Regions from separate parts of the Mus musculus genome. Here region 2 is linked to region 1. The links are chromatin loops, found by intact Hi-C in ENCODE. Cell type or tissue: left cerebral cortex. All regions are shown on one strand. Links, peaks and the distances in the headings refer to the core of each region. The heading gives the core; the rest is flanking DNA.

What was found. Peaks named below come from ENCODE experiments on the same cell type or tissue, not always from the same donor. Only the 100,000 strongest peaks of a DNase experiment are listed, where the experiment ranks them.
Region 2: a loop joins it to region 1, with 9 times the contacts of the local background. A loop is called at or near these places in 2 of 42 quality-filtered maps.

The regions. Positions count from the first base shown.
Region 1 is chr9:66,260,389-66,272,098 of GRCm38, forward strand. It overlaps Dapk2 (death-associated protein kinase 2), which reads left to right. Exons shown (of 12, transcript NM_010019.3): 10 at 8,291-8,380; 11 at 8,479-8,562; 12 at 11,239-11,710. The coding sequence ends at 11,319. Among named protein-coding and RNA genes, the nearest start is that of Gm39364, 35 kb to the right of the region's middle. In left cerebral cortex, for the core only: a CTCF peak has its summit at 8,673; DNase peaks (open chromatin) are centred at 2,563, 5,448, 5,817, 6,582 and 2 more places; H3K4me3 peaks cover 815 bases; H3K27ac peaks cover 1,785 bases.
Region 2 is chr9:66,318,101-66,329,810 of GRCm38, forward strand. No RefSeq gene overlaps it. Among named protein-coding and RNA genes, the nearest start is that of Gm39364, 23 kb to the left of the region's middle. In left cerebral cortex, for the core only: no CTCF peak of the experiment used is centred there; a DNase peak (open chromatin) is centred at 4,568; H3K27ac peaks cover 679 bases.

The DNA.
Region 1 (11,710 bases), core at 1,404-9,403:
AACAGGGTCTGTACAGTGGAGATTGGGCTGAGGAAGAGCGGAGCCAGCAGGGCTTTGGCATGTTGAGTTCTGCCTTTGATCCTAGGGTCACCAGAAACCATTAATGGATCTTGGGCTAGTGCTGAAGGAGAAACTCTCAGTGGGCAGCACAGACCAGATTTTGATCTAATAAAGTCATTTTCTAGAATCCTATTAGGTTTTTTTTTTAATTAGCAAGCTGGATCATTTAAAATATCACATATAATAACTGTAATCAATACCATTTTAGTCAAATATAAGAAACCATAATTTTAAGATGCATGATTATTTTATGGACAATTAAGACAGAAAAAAAATCCTATCATGGGCAGTCTTCTAGGAGATGCACAGGGAGAGGGCACACGTGAGACAGCACCACCACGCAGAAGAGAGTGGCAAACACACCTGGCCCAACTTTGACCCTAGGGAGAGATGGAAAAACTTGGATCAGGAGGCATAGCTGCCTTTGCAACATTGCTCTTTGGGTTTGGACCACATCAGTGTGAGCCAGAAGAACTTCAAGCATGGACTGCTGTGCCCCACAGTCGAAGGCTGGGTGACCCCACCTGACTCACTGAAGCTGTGCAGCCTTCTCTCCAGATGACCTGCCTCACTCCAGGCCCACAGTGATGGGATGCCACATTGATTAGGAGGTGCTATGATGTCTTTGACATTGCACATCCTGGGATGAAGGAAAGACTGCAGAACCCTGTGCCTTATGCTGAAGACAAATGACTCTGCAGTCCTGTGTGCCCTGTCATGGGATGTCACATACTTCTTTTAGGACAAGACACCATGAATATTAAAGGTCCCTTTGGGTGCATCAGCAGACCTTGACATTTATATTGGGTTTCCTAAAATGAGAAAAGCCATGGGTGCAAACATGCTGGGTGAACCTTCTTTGAACGCCAAAGTAAATGCAAGAAGATTTATGTCTTAGTCAGGGTTTCTATTCCTGCACAAACATCATGACCAAGAAGCAAGTTGGGGAGGAAAGGGTTTATTTGGCTTACACTTCTATACTGCTGTTCATCACCAAAGGAAGTCAGGACTGGAACTCAAGCAGGTCAGGAAGCAGGAGCTGATGCAGAGGCCATGGAGGGATGTTCTTTACTGGCTTGCCTCACCTGGCTTGCTCAGCCTGCTTTCTTATAGAACCCAAGACTACCAGCCCAGAGATGGTCCCACCCACAAGGGGCCTTCCCCCCTTGATCACTAATTGAGAAAATGCCTTACAGTTGGATCTCATGGAGGCATTTCCTCAACTGAAGCTCCTTTCTCTGTGATAACTCCAGCTGTGTCAAGTTGACACAAAACTAGCCAGTACAATTTAAGTGATGGCTGTGATTTGATTAGGGAGGGTGGGGAAGGGAGGGAGAGCTGGTTTTCTTGGGTTGGTGGAAATCTGCTACTCTGCTCATGCTGAGAGGGTCCTCAGAGGGGACCTCCCCAGGACTCTCCCTCTATAGCAGTTTATGGGGCAGCACTCATCCAAGGTCACACAGCTGGTCAGCCTCTGGGCTGGCACAGAGCCATAGTGGTTTCCTTCCGTGCAGTGTAATTGTCCTCTGTGTTCAGTCATGAGTGTGACAGTGTCTCCTTTAGCTGTTTCATAACCAGACCCTTAGCTGGACAAAGACAAAGTTAACTGAGAAAAGTACCCAAAGGCTTTCAGGGAACTTAGAGAAGACTGTGACTTTCCTATGTCGCCTGACACACAAACTCCTTTCTCCTAAGGTATCACAACCTGGTGTACAGGGGTGTCTGAAGAGACCTATGCAGGGAATGCAGCCAGTGAACCCACCTGCTCCTCACAGGCTCACAGCTGGCATTTTAATAGCCACCTGGAGCACAGCACTGTCAAGGCAGGATTTGGGACAGGGAGTAGAGTGCCTCATAGGACCTAGAGGAAGGGAGCCGGGAACATGGGACAGCATACTGCTCTATGAGCCTCTGCCACCACTAGGATCTTCTGCATTTAGGAAGGGTATACTTATATATGGGGTTACACATATGCATATGGGTACATTTTATACATATGTTTATGTTTGTGGAAGCCAGTGGTTAACTTTGGTTGTCATTCCTCTGGAGCAAATCTTCCTTGGCTTTATTTTTCTGGCTGTATAGTCCTGGCAGACCTGAAACTCACTATGCAGACCAGGCTGGCCTCCAACAGAGATCTACCTCCTCCGCATTGGGATCAAAGGCATGTGCTATCACATCTGGCTCATCCACCTTGCTTTTTGGGACAGGGTCTCTCATTGGGGCAACTTAGACCAGGCTGGCTGGCCATTGAGCCTCAGGGATCTGCCGCTTTTGGCCTCCAAGGCATTGGGAATACAAGTACACGCCCCTGAGCTGGGCTTTTTACCTGGGGATCAAACTTGGATCCTCATGCTTGTGCAATAGGCACTTTGCTGACTAAGATGTCTCCCGGACCCTCATGAAGGAGTTTTGACTTACCAGACTTTAAATTAAAGCTTGGCTTCGTGCTCAGCTCAGACATCATTGAGTCTGTCAGGTGGGTGGGAGAGTGTGTAACATATCCCTGAAAAGCAGTTCCTAAGGAAGTTGGGAGGCAGGTCCATGGGCAGGAAGCTGTCCTATCCTGAAGCAGATATAGCCATGGCTGCCCTGTGTATGTTTGCAGATTCTAAAGGCTGATGAGAAAGAGTTGGAGCAGAGCAGGGAGAGTGATCAGAATAGGAAGAACCAGAGACTCCTCCTCGGCTTCTCCTCCTGAGGTGACAATGACAGTGGTAGCATCCCTTCCCACAGCCCAGTCAGAGGTGGTTGTGCGCCCAGACATAACCACCTCATCACTGTCAAACCTTTTAGAAATGTCTGAGGAGATGAATGGCTTTTCTCCTTTGTGAAATTCTTGGCCTGTGGGGAAAGCTCTTGGCACTGAAGATTAAAACTAGTGGTGGGCATACTGGAGTCGCAGAGGGGTCAGTTCAGTTGACTAAACCCCCACTGTGCTCTGGTTCTAGGGCGAGGCGAGGGATAAGATCATGGCAGCCCTGAATAAGAGGTACAGTGTACTTAGTTCACGGTTGATAGGGAGAGGTGATTCTTTAATGATGTAGCCACTGGTAAACCCACCCAGGCTCATGAAAACAACCCTCATGAATCTCACTGGGATACACACACACACACACACACACACACACACACACACACACAAACACACGAGAGGCATTAGTTGGAAAGAGGAAGGGGATTAGTGAAAGAGTGGAGAAGGATTAATGGGTAGGAATATGATTGAAATACATAATGTTCATGTCTGAAAATGTCATAATGAAACCCTTTATTAAATATAATTAATATATGCTAATAAAAACATATTTGAAAATACCTCAAAGTGGAAAAAAGATTCAGTATCAGACCAATGTGATCCAACCAACCGGGAGGTGGGAGAGACTTGGTAAGTTATCAGTTAGACCAGTGGTTCTCAACCTTCCTAATGCTGCAGCTCTTTAATACAGTTCCTCATGTTGTAACACCCACACCCCCACCATAAAATTATCTTTGTTGTTACTTCATAACTGTAATTTTGCTACTGTTATGAATCGTAAGCATCTGTGTTTTCCAGTGGTCTTAGGTGACCCCTGTGGAAAGGTCACTGGACCCCCAAAGGGGTCATGACCTACAGGCTAAGAATGGCTGAGTGAGAGGTATACAATACAGTAGAGATGTTTTCTGGTTAAGGCAGTACATGAAGGACAACAGAGTCTGCGGAGATCTGGGGAGCTGCCCCTTCATGGAGACACCTGCCTCCTCCTGTGTCCTTAAGGAAGGTACTGGGTAGAATCTGGAGATCTGTGCCCAGATTGGGTCAGGAGCTTGGAATTGAGTGAAAGGTGAAAAAGAAAGGGTACAGAGATTAAAAGGAGTCTGTAACTTTTTAAAGGGAAAATTCTCAAAGTGTATGCTCAAGTATAGAGGAATGGAACGCTGAGTTATGTGTGTCACACCTGCTCCAGCAGGGAGCCAGTCCATGGCCCTCACCTCGTTCATCTCCTACCACCCCCCCCCTCCCACACACACACACACACTTTGTAGACATCTTACTATAGTCCAGCCTGGGCTCAGATCCACACTTCTCCTGCCTTAGCTGCCAAGTGCTGGGATTATGGGTATGTGTCCACAAGCCTGCAAGACCTTTCTCGGGTGCCTTCTGCTTTTTGTTTGAGGTAGAGTCCTTTCTCCTGGATACTCACCAGGAAGGCCAGGCTCCACCTGTCTCCTCCTCCCATGTCACTGTGACTACAGGTGCCCATACTCTTCCATGGGTTCATGGTTGAACTCCAATCCTCATGCTTGTGGGGCAAGCGCTTCACCAACTGAGTTGTCTTCTTTGTGTAAGCATCGTGTCATCATTATACCTGAGGACATCAGTGATTCCTTGTCTCCTCCATAAACCTAATCCACCCTCACGTGACAAGGGTGTCTGTTACATCTATTTGGTTTATTCATATTAGGACCCAACCAGAGTTCACACGTGGCATTTAGTTGAAACCTTTACATTCTCTTAAGGGAATGGGGGTGGGGTGGGGAGGCGGGGGTGGTGGTGGTGGAGAGTTTTGGAAAGTTTTTCTGTTTTTGTTTTTGTGGTTTTTTTCAAGACAGGGTTTCTCTGTGTAGCTCTGGCTGTCCTGGGACTCACTCTGTAGACCAGGCTGGTCTCGAACTCAGAAATCCACCTGCCTCTGCCTCCCAAGTGCTGGGATTAAAGGTGTGTGCTGGGCTTTAAAGATTTACTTATTTATTTTATGTATATGAGCACACCCTTGCTCTCTTCAGACACACCATAAGAGGGCATCAGATCCCATTACAGATGGTTGTGAGCCGCCATGTGGTTGCTGGGAATTGAACTCAGGACCTCTGGGGGAGCAGTTGGTGCTCTTAACCACTGAGCTATCTCTCCAGCCCCCGGAGAAGTTTTTCTTAGAGACAAAAAAAAAAAAAAAAAAAAAAAAAAAATTGCTCAGAAAACAGAAAGGCCTGGTAAAGAGGATTAGAACAATGTCCGTGTCTCTGTCCTAAAACTACCAGAAAAATGAGGCTAGACCAAGCTCGGAGAGGAACATCTACACTTCTCCCAGTGGTGGGTGGCTGCGGGGTGAGCTCCTGAGCACCCAGGCTGGAGGAGATGGGTTCATTCACAACATTTTCACCTGCATCTTCCTGGGAAAATAGGTGCTTGCCAACAGGGGCCAAGGCCCAGCCAGCAAAAGGAAGGGAGGAGGTGCCCCTTGGAGGAAGACTTGAGCTGAGAGGAGGGAAGTCTACCAGGCCCAGAGTGACAGGAGAGAGAAAGTGGGTGCTCCTGGTGTTCTGTGGAGTATGCAGCTTTTGGGATGGCACAGATGGAGACCTGAAAACCACAGTCTATTTGCAGCTCCTATGGAAAGCCCGAGACAGAGAGAAAAAAAAAAAAATCGCTGGAGGGGGTGGCTCTTGTAAAGCCCACAGTTCCTTTCTCACATCATGAGGGTGGCTGCTACAGCTGCTTTCTCTCCCTGCTCTGGGGTGCCACTTCACACCCAAGGACACACCCCTGGGCTGTTTCAGAGACATTTGCATCTGTGTAAACAAAATCTGAATCCTACCTCAGCTTTCTGTTTTCTTGCCTCCCTTTTCGACATTTTTCCTCCCAAGACACCAAACATCCTTGGGAGCCTGGGCAAAATGACCTGGGCTCCCTGGATAGAGGCAGACCACAGACCGGAAGATGGACACTCACTGTCTTTTTGAAGAGGGAAGAGCTAGAAGCTGGCACAGTTTGTTCAACCAAAACAATGCCACATTCCTTCTGGGCTCGCTACAGAACCTCTCTCTCCCATTGACTTTCCAGACTGAGACTACATCAGCCTTTTGAGAGACTCTTAGCAACCAAGGAGCCTGTTATCGAGGGAAGGCCAGCCTAACAGATTCAAAGCTTAGGTGGCCTTTTCCTTGGAACTCGTGTGGTTATGTGTAGCATAGAGAGAGGCCCTAGAAGTAATTGTCACCTTCTGTTGATGGCCCTGGGCACAGCTCCACATGACATTTCATCTGGCCCTCTCTGGGCTATGAATGACACTGTTGAACCAGAAGGAAGTGGTGTTTTCCTTAATAGGATTTCCTTTTTTCTGCAGGTGGTTTCTCCAGCTATAGGGGCTGGGGGTCAGGGTTGGGAATCAGCCCTTTCTCTTCTACCCATCAATAAGTACATAAGAATAAGTCCTTTTTCTCCCTGAGTCTAGTGTTTCAAATTTCCTTATGAAAAACAAATACACTTTACCAGAATTAGGTTCAAAGGTCATTTATAGCTGAGTGAATTGTACCTCCAAATGGTATTACGATAGCTGATCAAAGTGCCCTGGGCCTCTTATTGGTGGGTGTGAGCATGCCTGGATTTAGGATTTTTTAATTATATTTGTTTGCTCTGTGTGTGTGTGTGTGTATGTATGTGTGTGTGTACATGTGCATACAAGTGCCCCATATGTAGAGATCAGACGATGATTTTTTTGTCACGTGGAACCTAGGATTGAACTCAGGCCATCAGACTTGGCAGCAACACCTTTACCCACTGAGTCATCTTGTTGGCCCAGGTCCTGGGATTTCATTTTAGTTGGTCTTGTCAGTAGCTCAGGGACTCAGTTCAACCACACAACTAGTAAGCAGGAGTAGTATTATTGGCTTGGGGAGGAGGGAAGAATGGCCTGGTGGTATAGACAAGGACAGAAGCAAATTCCAGTGTCCACAGGTTGCTTCCCAGCTGTGGGAGGCCAAGCTGACATCAAAGGGTTCCACACACAACAAAGAAATGTTTGAGGCTCTAGTGATGATATCTAGTGATGATATTGCTGATATCAGAATCAGCAATATTTCTTGAACGATGTGTAAAATAGGATTTGAAATATTTGGGAGTATGAGGTACGGTATCCCTGGCATGGGCCTCCTGCCAGATGCCAGGCCCAAAGCTGTGTGGATGGTTGTGTGCACTGGCCTCCTTCTGGTACCCATGAGGGAAAGTGAGAGTGGAGCTGTGCTCTGATGTGGTTAGGTAGGACAAGCTCCGAAGAGCCTATGGGTGGCCTCCCTTAGCTCTCACCTATGACAGCATCACAGGCTGTCAAAACAGGAAGGGAACATCTGCACCGGCTTGAGGGATCAGCCTGGGCAGTTGTTCTTGGGTCACAGGGCCCTTTGAGAATCCACCAAAGCTGTCAGCTGTCCTTGGAACTGTTGCTTGCCTGGACACACACAAACACACACACACACACACACACACCACACTTAATTTTACTTCCATAATGAATATGTCATAAACTGTGCAATTCGGTGGCTCTTTTTGTTTTTGCAAGATTGTATCATCACTGTCACTCTCTAATCCGAGAACATGTTCATTAGCCCAGAAGGAAGACCTTCTTGGGGCTGGAGAGGTGACTCGGCAGTTAATAGTACTTGCTGCTCTTCCTGAGGACCCGAGTCCTATTCCCAGAACCCAGCTAGGGCACTAGCTCCCCCTGAAGCTACAGGGAGTTACAGGCAATGGTGAGCTGCCCAACACGGGTGCTGAGAACCAAACTCAGGTCCTTTGGAAGAGTAGTACGTGTTTTGACTGCCAGGCAGTGAATGACAACTGTCTGTCTTCCCCCACACCCTACACCCCCAGCCCCTGCCCCATCGAGGCTCCTATTTCCTTCTATTTCTAACACTAGAGGAGTATCAGCAGTGCCATACCTGCCAATAGGCTTGTATTTCACCAAAGCCAGAGCCAGCCTAGTGCTCCCTGCCATAAAATGACCCCCTCCACAAAGTGATACTGATGACTGCTGCTTCTAGCTTTTCTCAGTTAGAAATGGTAGTCATGTTAGTCTCTCTCTCTCTCTCTCTCTCTCTCTCTCTCTCTCTCTCTCTCTGTGTGTGTGTGTGTGTGTGTGTGTGTGTGTGTGTGTGTGTGTGTGTGTGTATCTGTTTGTCCGTTCATCTCTCCCACCCTCCCTCCCTTCCTCCCTTCCTCCCTCCCTCCCTCCCCCTCTCTTTCTGTATATACATGTACTACATTGTGGTAATAATAGCTCAGAGACATTCAGGATACCTTCTGGGCAGCGAGACATTTGTAGCTTCCCCCTTACTGTGACTTTCCCACTGCATGCCTTGCTGGAGAAGGAGGTCAGCGGCAGGCTGAGGGACAGTGTGCAGTCCAGGATTCTGTGGGGGAAGTGGGTAACTGCCATTTGAAGCCCAGTTGACACCATCACGCTGTCTTCTCTCTCAGCCGGTGGACACCCAGCAAGCTATGGTACGCAGAGAGTCCGTGGTCAACCTGGAGAATTTTAAGAAGCAGTATGTCCGCAGGCGGTGGAAGGTACGTCAGGGCCTGGGGTGAAGGGCAGGGGCCTAGGGACTCCCTGCTTCTCCCCAGATCTCCGTCTCAGCTAGCAGTCCTCTCTTCTCTTCCCTCAGCTGTCCTTCAGCATCGTCTCCTTGTGCAACCACCTCACTCGCTCCCTGATGAAGAAGGTACATCTGAGGACAAGCGAGGACCTGGTGAGTACATGCAGAGCCCTCTGCTTGGGCACAGCTCCTGGATTGTAGGTGTGGAGGGGGAGGATATTAACTATTTCTAGCCTGTTCTGTAAGCCTTGTCCTCTTCTGCCCTGAAGGCTGAAGTGTGACCAGCAGGGGGACCATTAGGAACCCTTTCCTATGGGCTTCCTAAGAGTTGCCATTCCACTCCCCTTCCCACCCCTTCCTGAGGGCTAGTAGACCCTGAGAACTGTGGAAATAGGCCCCATAGATCATCCAAAATTTATTCTGGCCAAGTATAATTGTACACACCTATAATCCCAGCGCTTAGGGGGTAAAGGCAGGAGGGTACAGGTGACATGAGACCCTACTGCAAACCATGCCACCTCAAAAAGTCCATTTCAGACAATCCTAGCTCCTCTGTACAATGGGTGCTTTCTTATACCTTTCCCAACTTTCCCTATTTTGTCTTAGACTGCCTATATCAGCAGCATTTGATGATATATTATACTTATTATAGTTTTTTTGTTTCTTTATTTAATGTTTTCATAGTACTAAGGATTGAACCCAGGGCTTTTAGTGTATGTTTAAAACAAGAGACTTATAATGGAATATACTCATCAAGAGGGTGGCCTCTAAAGCCAGTTTTCCAGAATTCAGATCAGCCATTTCCCTGCTGTGTGACCATGAAGAGGTTACTTAATTTCTCTGTTCCAAAATGTCATTATTTGTAAAACGGGGGTAATAATACTTGTTACATTGTTGGGTAGTGATTAAGGGTAAATGAGGACCTGTCTCCAATGCCTGGTGGGTAAGTGCTCAGTGTGTATTAGCAATCCTTAATGCTGCTTAAAATCCTTCTGTAGTTCTCGAAATGGGCATCAGCATTAGCTTTTCAGTTGGTAGGGGTTCCCTGAGATAGCCTCTCCCTCATGATTGAGTGGAGAGAACAGGAGTGTCCAGAAGGTATAAATTTATATATTCATATATAGTTCATATATTCCAGGCACAGCAAAGGCCTGGAAAGCAACTGCCTGCAGCCGCCCTGTGTAAACTGAAGCTGCTTAGCACTGGGCCTGCACCCCAGCACCCAGAATATCCCTGTACTCCCCGGAGCCCCAACACGTCCTCAGGGGTCTTTTTTCCATAGACTGAGCTCTTGTTTATTCCTGCTTTTGCCAGGACTTTGGTAGCTCCAGAGGCCTTTGTGGCTGAGTCCCTCTTCTGGCCACCAGCCTCATGGACTATAAAGGGAACTGACTTGGCAGGCTCTGAGGATCCCTGTTTGTCACCTGCGAGTTTACACAGCTTACTCTTTTATTGTTTGGTTCTGACTCATTCTAAAAAGTTGCTGTTCAGCAAAGCCTGAGTTATTTTTGTTGTCCTAGTCAGAGTTGGTCCAGGATGTATTGGCTAAGTTGATCTTGACCTCAGATTTCCCACTGGCTCAGGCTTGCCTGCGGGATGTATGACAGGCAGCAGGCATGGACCTAGATCTTGGACCTTTTGCCTTGATGTGATGTTGTTGAAGAAAGGGATGTAAAAATATTTCAATTTCTAACTTTTTCATGGTGCAAAATACAGTTTTTTGTTGTTGTTTTTGTTTTTCATTTTTTACTCAGACACTTACATGTTATATGGTTTTTCCTATTGAACCTTCCTTAAAATAATGTTTTTAGAAAGATGACATGGCCTTCTGTTTAGAAAGCATAGAAATTAAACATTTTTAGACTTTTAAAAATCCAAATTATTCTTTTAATAGTTTGAATTAACTGCAGCTGGAGAGATTGCTCAGTAGTTAAGAGTGCTTCCTCCTCTTGCTGAAGACCCAGGTTTGGTTCCTAGCACCTACATGGTGACTCGCAACTACCTGTAACTCCAATTCCAGGGGATTCAACTCCTTCTTCTGGCCTTCATGGGCATCTGCATGCATAGTATATATATATATGTGTGTGTGTGTGTGTGTGTGTGTGTGTGTGTGTGTGTGTGTGTGTGTGTGTGTGCATGTCTAATTAGGCAGACAGACAAAAAATTTAAAACCTTATAAGAACAAAACCCCTTCCAACATTAATAGTGATTTTAACACTTAGTTTAACTTGGTGGGACCAGACTGGAAAGACATTGTAACATCCAGGTGGTTGCTCCAGCTTGCCTTAGCTGTGTGGGAGCTGACAGGTTACATTTTGTTCCACTTTCATGAAAGTGGAACTCAGAAGTCTTTCCCTTCAGATTGCTTTGCATGAAGCTTGCTGAAGGCTTGGTGGAGACCAGCGGAGGTGGAGAGCCTGAAATGATGGCCTGCGACCTTAGGGAAAGACCAACCACTTCCCCATAGACTGAGCTCAGGGGACCCAGTGTCCCACAAACTACCTTTCCAAGAGGCCTTGATTATTGACTGGCACAAATGGTACCAGATGGCATTTTCACTGCTATAACTGGGCCCCTCCTGGTACCTGTTTCCCCAGGGATACTCCAAGGAGGAGGCCCCAAGGCAGCTAGTTTGGTCCCATTTCAAGTCCCCTTCCTATTCCTGCATGGCAGAGGCCTCTGGATGGAGCTGAGGGCTTCCTTTGACATCACCCCACTTTCCCAGCTTATCGGCCCCTTGCTTGCCTCTCTGAGCGTGGGGTGCTCAGTGTGGCTTCATTCATGTCATCTGATGATGCCCTGCCCTGGGCCTCTTTTTCTCCTCCCCAGAGGAACTGCGAGAGTGACACAGAGGAGAACATCGCCAGGAGGAAAGCCCTTCACCCCCGGAGGAGGAGCAGTACCTCCTAACTGGCCCAGCTTGCAGTGGCTGCCAGGGAGGTCCAAGTTCCTGCCGCCCTGCTGTGCAAGCTCCCGGACCCTGCTTGACATCAGGATCCAGACATTCTGTGTTCCTGAGCACTTTGCAAGAGAGAGGAGTCTGCAGGACTCAGAACTTTCCGGAGACCCTGGGAGTTGTGGCTGTCTCCCGGTGGGGAACCTCCAGCATTCCTCTGGCTTGTAGTTCTCCAGAAAACTGGCTTTCATCTGTCTGCTAACCTCAGAAGCTGGAATTGGGTGTGGACTAAGGAAATGGATCTCAAGGAGTATCTTTTTTTTTTTTAACCACAGGTTAAAGGTCAGATTTAGGCAGCTTTCCTCACAGAGCCTACCCTGTCAAGCTCGTGAGTAAAGACTCTCT
Region 2 (11,710 bases), core at 1,366-9,365, 58 kb after region 1:
CTACCTAGATGACCTCATCCAGTCTCATGACTTTAATACTGTTTGTTCTCTGAAAACCCTCAGCTTTACTTACATCTTTAGCCCAGATCTCTCCTTCTGTTCCAGAAACTCCTGTCTGCCTGCTTGACACCATTCATATAATTGGCTGGCAAACATTTTCATTTCCACAGTTCCTCAAACCAGAGTTGTGTTCTTCCCTGTCCAAGTCCCTCTCTACAGCCTTTCCCAGAGCAATAAAGGACAATTACATTTTCCCAGGTCCCCAAATTTAATAGCACAAATCATCTTCCTTCTTATCAGCAGGACTGCTAATTCTTCCTGTAAAATGTTTGGTATCTGATCTCTGAGGACCACTCTACCATGTCCAGTCTGGTCCAAGGCATCCTGAGATATCCTTGGGTTAGTCCTCTAGTCTTCTGGGTTGTTCATGTGGGCATCTTTGCTTCAGTTTTTACTAGTGCTGTGCTCTGTGGCACAGGCAAAACCTTCAGTCCCTCTACTGATAATCTAGCAACCAACATGATCTTTTAGACCTGTGAGCCAGTTCAGGTTCATTTATTCAAAACCCACCCATCATCCTTGAGTCTTTGACATTAGCCTACAGTGTCCCATGTCACTTCTCTCTACTCTCCCATGTCTTTCCTCATCCTACTGCACTCAGTCCCAAGTTCTCACCAACCACCCCTATCTTCTTGCTGTATTTAAATATATTAAGTTACTCTACCTTGGGCCCCATTCTGTATTTTCTATTCCCTCTCTGGAATAATCCCTTCCAGCTGTCCACGTGTCCGAGGGTCCCTGCTCTTATGTTGCCCCACCTTAAGGGACTGTCATTGTCACTGTAATATAATAATCCATGACTTCATGAGCATCACTGTCTTTATCCAGCTCTTCATTTTTTTTTTTTGTAGCTCTTACCAGGATCTGATATACTATAGAGGAATGTGCTTCTAATGGGTACATCATTTGCATGTTTACCCTAGATCACAAACTCTGAGAAGGCAAAGGCTTTGTCTTGTTCCTGCTATATCCCCTGATCCTACATCAATACTGGAAAAGAGCAGTGCTCAGTTAGCCAGTAGTTTCTTTATGAATAAATGAATACTAGATGCTAAATATATGTTAAATTAAATAGAACTGGACATGACCCTTTAAAATATTTTTACAATTATTTGTGTGTGTGTGTGTGTGTAGGTCAGGTGGCAGCCCTTGGGAATTAGGTCTCTCTTTCTATCACATGGAGTCATCAGGTTTGGTACAACCACCTTTACTCCCTGAGCCATCTTGTCAACCATGAACTTGATTCTTAACCTTTGTGGATCACAGAAAGCTCTTTTTGGAGGTTCTAAGCAGAAGAGGGGCTGGGACTAGGAAAAAAGAGGAAGAGAAAGGAAAAGGGAAAGGGAAAGAGAAAGAGAAAGAGAAAGAGAAAGAGAAAGAGAAAGAGAAAGGAAGAGGAAGAGGAAAAGGAAGAGGATAAAGAGAAAGAGAAGGAAGGAAGGAAGGAAGGAAGGAAGGAAGGAAGGAAGGAAGGAAGGAAGGAAGGAAGGAAGGAAGGAAACTTTGTAAATGAGTTCCTAAGGTTTTAGATGGAGAAATGAAGGCTGAATCTAAGGAAGGACAGGGCTGCTTGGACAGCACTAGGGGGCTGATGTGACAGCTAAAAGACAATAGGCAATGTCTGTGCTAAAAGCAAATACCACTTTGAGTATTTAAAGCAGAGAGGTGGACAGACACCACCACGGAGAAGTGTGAGACAGTTCAGAGACTTGCTATAGTTGGGACAGTTCCAGCTTCAGAGGGTCAGGGGGGAATGGCATGGGCACTAAGGTATTTTTTTTGTTTATTTTTATTTCATATATATATGAATTTCATATATATATAAAATAAAAATATATACATAATTTTTCCTAGACAAGGGTTCACTGTGTAGCCTTGGCTGTCCTGGTACTCACTCTGTAGACCAGGCTGGCCTTAAATTCACAGAGATCCACCTGCCTCTGCCTCTTGAGTGCTAGGATTAAAGGTGTGCATCACCACTGCCTGGCAAGTTGCGTGGTTTTTAAAATTTATTTTTGTTTTGTTATTGTGCCACAGTGTGCAAGTGGAAGTCAAACAGCTGATGGGAATCAATTCTCTTTCTACCATGTGGGCTCTGGGCCCAGAGGCCAGTGCTTTTAACCACTGACTCATCCTTACATCCCTGAATCTGGCTTTTTAATGTGAGTTCTGAGCACTATAGTCCAAATACTTTTATCTGGTTGGCCCACCTTACCAGGCTCATAATAAGGACAGGGTCTTATTATGAAACCTCGGCTGGTCTGGAACTCCTTTGTCTATACAAGGGAAGTCTAGAACTCTTCCTCCTTCCTAAATGCTAGGAATTAAAGTCATACATCATTACTCCCAGCCCCAAGGTATTTTTTATTGTTGTAAATTTGTTGTAATTTCAAGACAGTGTGTCTCTGTGTAGCCCTGGTTGTCCTGGAACTCACTCTGTAGACGAAGCTGACCCGGAACTCAGACGTCCTACCTGAGGGCTGGAATTAAAGGCATGTGCCACCACCACCACCACCTGGTTCCAAGGTACATTTTAAAAATCACTGGGTTTAGTCTCTGAATTCTAGCAGATATTATGCAGAGAGGAACTTGGGGCTTCTGGCTAGGATCCCAAATCTTTTCTGTCCTACTGTTTTAAGGTTGAACCAGTTTTGCCACTTGCCACTCCTCCAGGGCACCACCTCTAAGATGCCTTTGGTTGTGATGGGAACTGTGGTTGCTTGAGTGAAAATGACTCCCATAGGCTCATGTACTTGAACACTTGAATTCTAGTCGTGGAACTGTTTGGAAAGGATTAGAAGGTGTGACTTTGTTGGAGATGGTGTGTTGCTGGGGGTGAGCTAAGGAGATGTGTGTGTGTGTGTGTGTGTGTGTGTGTGTGTGTGTAGTGTTCATTTAAAAAACAACCACAGAAATATTTTTAAGAATATGTTTTCATTTTCATCCCAGGTGTGAGGCTATGAGTCTGCTTTGTAGCAGCTATGATTTGCCTCAAGCTCTAGCAGAGGAGTGGTTTTGCTAGCTGCAGATAGTTTCTGGGATTGTGTGATGTTTGGAATTCTGGAAAATCTTCAGAGGGTGTATCAATGCTGGAGCCCTGCGAGGTGAGGTTGCTGCTTGTGGGTTGTTTAGGGGTGTTGTCTGCACTTTGTTAATAGTCGTGTTCAAAGAAGAAACAAAAGGAAAGACATTAGATTCAGGGTTATCTCTCTCCCCTTTACTCTTCTTTCACTCCTATCTAGTGATGGGAGTAAATGGGGGGATGGGGAGACAAAGGGTAGGAAAATGAAACAACAACAAACCCACAGAGTAGTAAAGACCATGATTCTGACTCCAGGACATGACAAATTTGTGTTATTTAAAGCCAATTCAAGTCATGGTAATTTGTCATCAAAACAGAAAACAACTGGGGAGACTTACAATCAATTTTTACGACAACCAACAACCTGATAATTGGAAAGAAGAAAAAAGTCTCCTATAGAAGTGAAGATGGCAGTTACACCTGAGTTTGATCCCAGCGACCCACATAGTGGAAAAAGAACCAAGACATATAAATTGCTTGGTCCCCCCCAACTATTCATGGAATAAATAAATAATAAAAATAAATAAGTAAATAATAATAATAATAATAATAAGAAGAAGAAGAAGAAGAAGAAGAAGTATGGGCCTTGAAGATAGACAGACCTGATCCAAATCCCATCTGAACTTCACTCCCCTGTCTCTGGAAGTATGGAAGTATAATACCTACCTTGCCCAGGGAGATTGTGAAGATTAAGGTAATTCAGGTGGGGGTTGAGGGTTTAGCTCTGCGTTACTCGCCCATGGTTTGAGTCCCAACACTACAATAAGGAAAGCAAGGCAAACCCAACAGTCTAGGAACCAGATATAGCACCTGAAAAATCAGGAAGGGCTCTACAGATCATCACAGTAGATGTTTTTATTGCTATCGCTCTTACTGCCCCTCCCACTCTTATTCCTATGATACTATGGCTACTGTTGCCCTCACCACTATACCACAGCATGGTAGGCTGAGTACAGAACCTGGGAAGGATCAACAGAAACGGCCACAGCAATGAGGGAAGATAGCATCAGAAAGGAAGTTACAACACCTACCAGCTCTTCTGGTGGGACTTATTTCTCAACCTGAAGACCTCTGAGACTGAGAACATTGCTATCTGCATCTACCTGCCCGCATCTCTACTAGAGTGCCCGTGCCTGGTGCTGTAGCCTCTTGGCTGACGGGTTAATGCCAAATCCCCAGCCAAGGGCTCCATCTGCGCTTCTCTGTCTGGCCCTGAGCCATTGGGCCAGGCCTGGATTCCAGCTAGGGCATTACTAAGCAAGTGTAGAGACATGGCAAGAGCCCAGAATTCAAGGTGCCTGTCCTGTACCCTGGGGGATAAACTGGGACCCAGAGTCTAATTACAGCCATTTTTCTCATGGCATTTTCCAGTTGAGAAAGCAAACCACAGAGCAGAACACTGTGTGGGCAAGGTACAAACACCTCCTTTCTGTGATTCTCTCCCAAGGCCCCATTATTGTTCAGGAGCCTCCTTTTCTTCAAATGTATAAAAAAGGCACCAGATTGCTTTTCCCTAAAACACTGAGTCTCAATGAGTAACACACTAAGACAATATGTTGTAGGTATTTTTAGCATGAAATACTGCTTAATATGGTGGTTATGAATCACCCTCTGAGCCAGGGCTGGTGGTACCAGCTTGTCATCTCAGCTAGTAGGGCGCTGAAGCAGGAAGATCACAAGTTCAAGGCCAGGCTGGGCAATTTAGCCAGATCATGTCCTCAAAATTAAAAGAAACAATAATAAGAGAGGGGTAGGCATATGGTGATAGAGCTCAATGGTAGAATTCTTCCTTGAATTCACAAGGTTATTTTTATCCTCTATGTATGTGGGATGGGTGGGAGGGGGTGTGCATGTCCACATACATTTACATGTGTGTGGGAGTGTGTGTGTAAATGTAATTCTTGGGGGTTTCTATGCTCCTTTTGCTACCAAAATAACTTCAGGGCATTTCTACACCTGTTCTAGCCCATTTTAGCTCCTGCATTAAGACACAGAGACCTATTATTTTTATTAACAAGCTGCAAGCACTAATAGCTGGTCAGATTCTGATCTATTCTAACCTGACTAGGCTGCTACTACCCAGCCAAATGATTCTGTACCTGCAACTGAGTCTTGCCTTGGCTCACTCTGGTCCAGGTGTGTTCTCATGTTTGTTTTCCCATTGAGACCTCATGGTGAATCCTTCTGGTCTCTCTACATGGTCTCTCCACTTCTTCTCCCTCTTCTTCTCTGCTCTCATCTCTCTGGTAACCCCTGATTTCATTTCTCTGGAAATCCTGCCCTATTCTCTTCTGCCCAGCTAATTGGCTGACCAACTCTTTAACAACTGATCAGAGTTAATGGAAAATAATTTTTTACATAACACAGAGACCAGAGAGACGCTCCACTGTGCCATTGTCCGACTGCAACCAGATGTCTGGGCATAGAAATCAGTATCTGAATATACAGTGCACAAAACCATTCCCAAACAGGTGTGGGAGTACACACATTTACCATGGTGCATATCTCCATGGTGCACATCAGACAGTAATTTGCCAGAGTCAGTTCTCTCCTTTACCATGTGGGTCCTGGCCTGGAATAAAGGTTTTCATGCTTAGTATTATGGGTCTTTACCTGTTGATCCATCTCATTGCTCCCTCTGAGGTCATGGGTTCAATCCCCAGCATTGAGGGTTGAGGAATCCCCAATAGAATTCTTATCTGGAGTCAGATTCTAGCATTCCATCCTAGTTTATTTCACACAGGGCCTCACTACATGGTGTAGCTCACTTATATAGCTACACTCTAGCATTCCCATCTCAGCCCTCCAAGTACTGGTGGTATAGGAATTTGTCACTGCCCTGGGTGCACAGTCTGGGTTTGCTTCTTTTAGCTGTATGGCCTTGGACAAAGTGCTTAAGAATCTCAATCCCAGCCGGGCAGTGGTGGCATATGCCTTTAATCTCAGCACTTGGGAGGCAGAGAGAGGTGGATTTCTGAGGTCAAGGCCAGCCTGGTCTACAGAGTGAGTTCCAGGACAGCCAGAGCTATTCAGAGAAACCCTGTTTCAAGAAACCAAAACCAAACCAAACCAAACCAAACCAAAAAACAAACCTCAATCCCTTTTTATTTATTTATGTATTTAAGTATTTATTTTTAAGATATGATCTTGTCAGGCTGTGGTGTCATGTCTTTAATCCCAATACTCGGAATGCAGAGGCAGGAGGATTCCAGTCAGTTGGAGCACGGCCTGGTCTACAAAGCAAGTTGGAGGGCAGCCAGGAATACACAGAGAAACCCTGTCTCAAAAAGTCAAAACAAAAACCAACTAAACAACAGCAACAACAACAAAAGCATGATCTTACTACATGACCCTTGAAGTTCTGGAATGTGCTATATAAACAAGGCTGATCTTGAACTCACAGAGACCCACCTGCCTCTGCCTCTCAAATGCTTGGATTAAAGACATGCACCACCATGTTTGGCTCAATTTCTTTATTTTGCAAACAGTTTTAGGGTCAGAGATGTGGCTCAGTGTGGATGAGTATGCCTGCTGCCAAGACTAAGGATCTGACCTTCATCTCCAGGCCCTGAGTGGTGGAATGAATGGGTTTCTACACGTTGTTCTCTGACCTTCACATGTGTACTGTAGCACACACACAGATCCCCTCAGGGTCCCTTTAAGGAGCCCACGGCTCACTGCCTGAATGCGAGCAAATTACTTGGTAGATGTTAATTACTATTGTCACCAGTCTCTCTTATGGTTTGAATATGGAACACCCTCCAGCGAGCTCATGTGTTTAAGCCTGGAGCTCCAGCTGGGTGCTCTTTGGGGGAATTTCTAGAAGCTTTAGGAGATGGGCTATGACTGAAGACGGTAGAGAATCACAGAGATGTGTCCCAAGGATACATCTTGCCCTGGTCTCTTCCTATATTCCTTTTAGCTCTGCTTCTGGAGGCCATGATGTGAGCTCCTGGTCTTTGTCACCCTCACCCCACCCTGAAAGGATGAAAGGATGATCCTGAAACTGTGAGCCAAGACAAATATATCCTTAAGTTGTTATATCATAGCTATTATAGCACAGAGACGCGAAGGTTAACTTTCGCGGCATCACTGTGCTCTCAGCCTCCTTTTTAGATCATAGATTTTGCTTAGGACCAGATGCAGCCATCGTCTTGATGCCAGCTTGACTTTGCCTCTCCTTGTAGTCACAGCAGTCACAGACTGCTTACTTGATAAGGCCTGGATAGTTGGGGCCCTTTTCCTCCAGAGGTCAGGGCAGCGGACAGTTTTAGCATCTTCTTGGTAGGTTCAGCTACCATGGCTGCAATTGACAAGGAAGGTATGCTCAGCTGTTTCAGAAGTACTCCATGACAGTTGTTACAGTGCTGGGGCTCTCTGTCCCTCAAAACTGTACAAATAATAAAATTCAAAGTTAAACCAGGTATGGAGGTACACACCCTCATTCCCAGCACTTGGGAGTCAGGTCAGGCGTTCAGGCCGTCTTCAGTTACTTAGTGAGGTGGAAGGCAGCCTGGGCTGCTTACAGTCCTGTCTGATAAGAAGGAAAGAAGGGGCTGGAAAATTCCTCGGGAGTTAACAGCCCTTACTGCTTTTGCAGAGGACACAGTTCAGTTCCCAGCATAGACAGACAGACATTAGGTGTCTCAGAACCACTTGTAACTTCAGTTGCAGGGGGTCAGGGGTCCTCTTTTAACCTCTATGGGCATTTGCATGTCTTTGCATGTCATAAATAAATAAATAAATAAATTAATTAATTAATCAATTAATAAACCCTTAATTTCTAACTTTATATAACTTTGAGCAAAATCATTGAATTTGTCCATTGGCCAACTCAGTTATTACTGATCAGAATAGATCTGAGAAATCATGACAGTTCAGGGTTATTTCAAACATGGCAACTAAATGTAAGATTTCCCAGAGTATGAAGTAGGAGTGATAGGTGAAATTTGATGGACACATGCTTAGAATGCAAAGGGCTCTGGGTTAGGGCATATTATTAAAAAGCAAACACAAACAAACAACCCTCTTAAAAAAGAGTGTGCAAACAAACATCCTAAAAGATTCCCTAGACAGAAACAAGACATGAAAAATGAGCGAGATGACATTTGCAAGGTCTTTGAGTGTTCCCCCCTGGGGTGAAAATAATTGGTGGCTGTAGGGCACTCAGCACTCTCTGTCACCACATGTGACACCAAGTCACTGTTTGTCTGTCCAAAACAAAGTATTCCTTTCAGCTCTGAAATCCCACCTCTGAGAATCTGTCCTGAGGAAATAATCCCAATTTAGAAAGCACTGCTGACATATGTTCATCGATTGCCTAATTATGTATAAATGTGAAACTTCCTCAATGACAACCCAAAGGTCTACCAACAGGATTAAGTCAACAATAACAAACCTACTAGTGGAATATTACATAGCCACACACAGGGGTTGTGTGGCAGCTCAAGGAAGGTGTTCTGAATATAACAAGTAAACAATTAGATATAAAATGACATAATTTTAGATATGTGACAAAATGTAAGGAGAAAAAATTAGGAAATACTAATATTTAATAGTTGTATGAAGAACTAGAATTAAGACATATTAGTGAGTGTATTGGAGTGACAGAGGAATTGTGGGTAACGTTTTGATATATGTTTCGAGTTAAAATGTTTTACTACATTTTTGTTTATTTTTTATATGTATGTGTAGATGTGTGTGTGTGCATACATAGGCTACCATGTACATGTGAGGTCAGAGGACAGTATGCAAGAGGCAATCCTCTTCCACTATGTGGGTCCCAGGCATGGAATTTAGGTCACTGGGCTCGGCTGCAAGCCTCTTGTTGAGATAACTTATTGGCTTTGTTCTGAGCTTTGAACTTTGTAGTTCAGTATGAACTGTGAGGCTAGTAGACTAGTAACCCTCAAAGATCTCTTGGCCTGATCCCTAGAGCCTGTTACTATGGATTAAGAATAAAATGTACAGATTGATTATACATCTTATTTACACTTAAAATCAAGATATTTTTCCTTTGAGTAAGGAGAATTTCTATCACTGAGTTTATAGGAGGCAGATCTGATTTGTAGTTCAGCCCCTTAGTTGTTTGCTATTTATCAAACCTCTAATCTCCAGGTCTACATACATATAAACCCTGAAATGGAGTCAGTTTGCTTTTGGTATGGACCATTTTTCTCCTTTAAATCAATTTTTCTGAAACCATAAAGCTATGACATTATAAGCAAAATTTAAAAAAGAGAAAGAGAAATTTCCACAATTTCTTTACCTCTATGTAGTAGTTCTTTTCTACATTGTCTTCTGTTTTTTGTTTGTTTGCTGTGTTTTGAGATTTTAAAACACGGTCTTATGTAGCCCAGGTTGGTCTTGAACTTGCTGTGTTGTTGAGGATGCCCTTGTAGAATGGAAAGTGTTCTCTTTTCCCCTGCCTCCCAAGTGCTGGGATTACATGTGTGTATCACCATACCTGAGCCTTTTTCTCCCCTCCCCTCCCCTCCCCTCCCCTCCTCTCCCCTCCCCCTTTCCCTCCCCTCCCCCTCCCCCTGAGCCTTTTTCTCCCCTCTCCTCCCCTCCCCCTCCCCTCCCGCTCCCCTCCCCCTCTTCCTTCCCCTTCCCCTTCTCCCTTCCCTTCCCTTCCCTTCCCTTCCCTTCCCTTCCCTTCCCTTCCCTTCCCTTCCCTTCCCTTCATCTTTTACCTTTCCTATATCCTTTCTCTCTGTGTGTGTCTGTCTCTGTGTGTCTGTCTCTGTCTCTCTCTGTCTGTCTTTTTTTTTTTTTTTTTCTGAAGCAGTCTTGCTATGTAGCCCAGGCTAGTCTCAAACTCTAGATTATAGCCTCCCATGTTCTGGAGTCATAGATATTCACTACCACATACTGTGAGTTCTTTAAAAAAAAATACATTTTGTGTTAATTAGGACTCTACATTGTAAATAGTCAAAATCTGACTCTTAAAAATGAATTAGTTTAATAACTAGTAAAATACACTAACTTTTGGAGTGGCTAGATTCAAATGATATACTTAAAATATTGCTAAGGCCATATGTCTCTCCATGCCTTGGCTCTCCTTTCCTCTATATGGCTTCATTATTTGGTCTGTCCATGTGGGAAGAAGACTGGACAATAGTTTGGTGAGACTCCTGTGGTCCTTTTAACACTCAATGCCAGAGGCAGACAAAGCAACTGATGTAAATATTATGTATACTTTGTCCTTGGACATCTATGGGTCACATGCCCACTGTGAGATAAATAGGTATTGAACTGGAGATAATGGTAGCAGTTGTCTAGGCCTGTGTCACACACATACTTTTCTAGGCAAGGATTGGACAGGGCAGTATGACTGACAGCCAGAGAAGTTGCTATGCCTTTAAAGTGGGTGTAGACCATGCAAAAACAGGAACCAGCACCTATCCTTATTTTATTTCTTTTTTTCAAAAATGTTCACTTTAGATATAAAATTATATGCATATATGAAAATGCCACAATGAAACCATTATTTTGACATAGTGGAATCTAGAAAAAAGGTCTAAAAATAATATGTATTTATCCTGTACAGTATGATATTTTGACTAGCTAAATTAGCATATGCATCACTGGTGTGGACTTCATGGTGACTGACCACTGCTGCTTGACAAAATTCCAGCATATCAACAACTTGGACCACAATTCTCTAGCATCCTTTTACTTTCATCTTTGATGATTTTCACTATGCATTATGGGAGTTTCCTTATGCTTTTTCCATTGGGGAGTTTTGTACGGGCTTTGGTAGACAATGTGAATGTATACAATGGCAGTCTCTCTAAACAAAACAATTCTTTGGAAAAAGTCTCTGCCATTGTGGAACCACACAGGGTGATAACTCTACCTACTCCTACACAAGAATCCCCATTACGCCCCTGTTTGCACCAAGGTAGAGAAGTTAAAGATTTATTAATTATAAGATGGTTCCAGGAACTCCTAGGCACTTACATTTGATTGCAAGGATGAAAGCACACAATAGAGAGAAACAATGGACCCAGACCCAGAGTTGGGTTAGCATACTTTGTCCTTGGCAGTTGAGAGCAAGAGTTCAGTTAGTAAATATAGAATAGTGCCCACGATTGATTCCCTGGGTACACGACTTACAGGATGAATGGCAAGATCTGGTACACCCCACAAAATGCAGATTCTGTTATGAAGTTTTACTGGCTGATCCCATATATCTGTATCTGCCATATACAGGAGTTTATATTGAAGGTATTAGGATGGTATGGCATGCTGGGAAAAGCGTAAGCTATCAGGACCTTCCCTTTGAGAAGCCTATGAGGAGAACAGGCCCATCGTTTAACACTAAGGCACACAAGAATGCAATTACGAAACAGCTCAGTGCTTGTAGTGCTCCGTGGTACAAACACTGCATCAGGCCCCCTGAGGAATGAACACTGCTCTTGTGGATTTGTTTCTCAGGACTCAATGCCTGGCACCACCTGACCTTGAAGGCTGACCCTGAAAGCTGAGAACATGCAGAAGGAAGTGGTAAGAGGCGCCTGGAGAGGTTGCCGAACCTTAGAAAACAGTAAGGATTTGGATGCT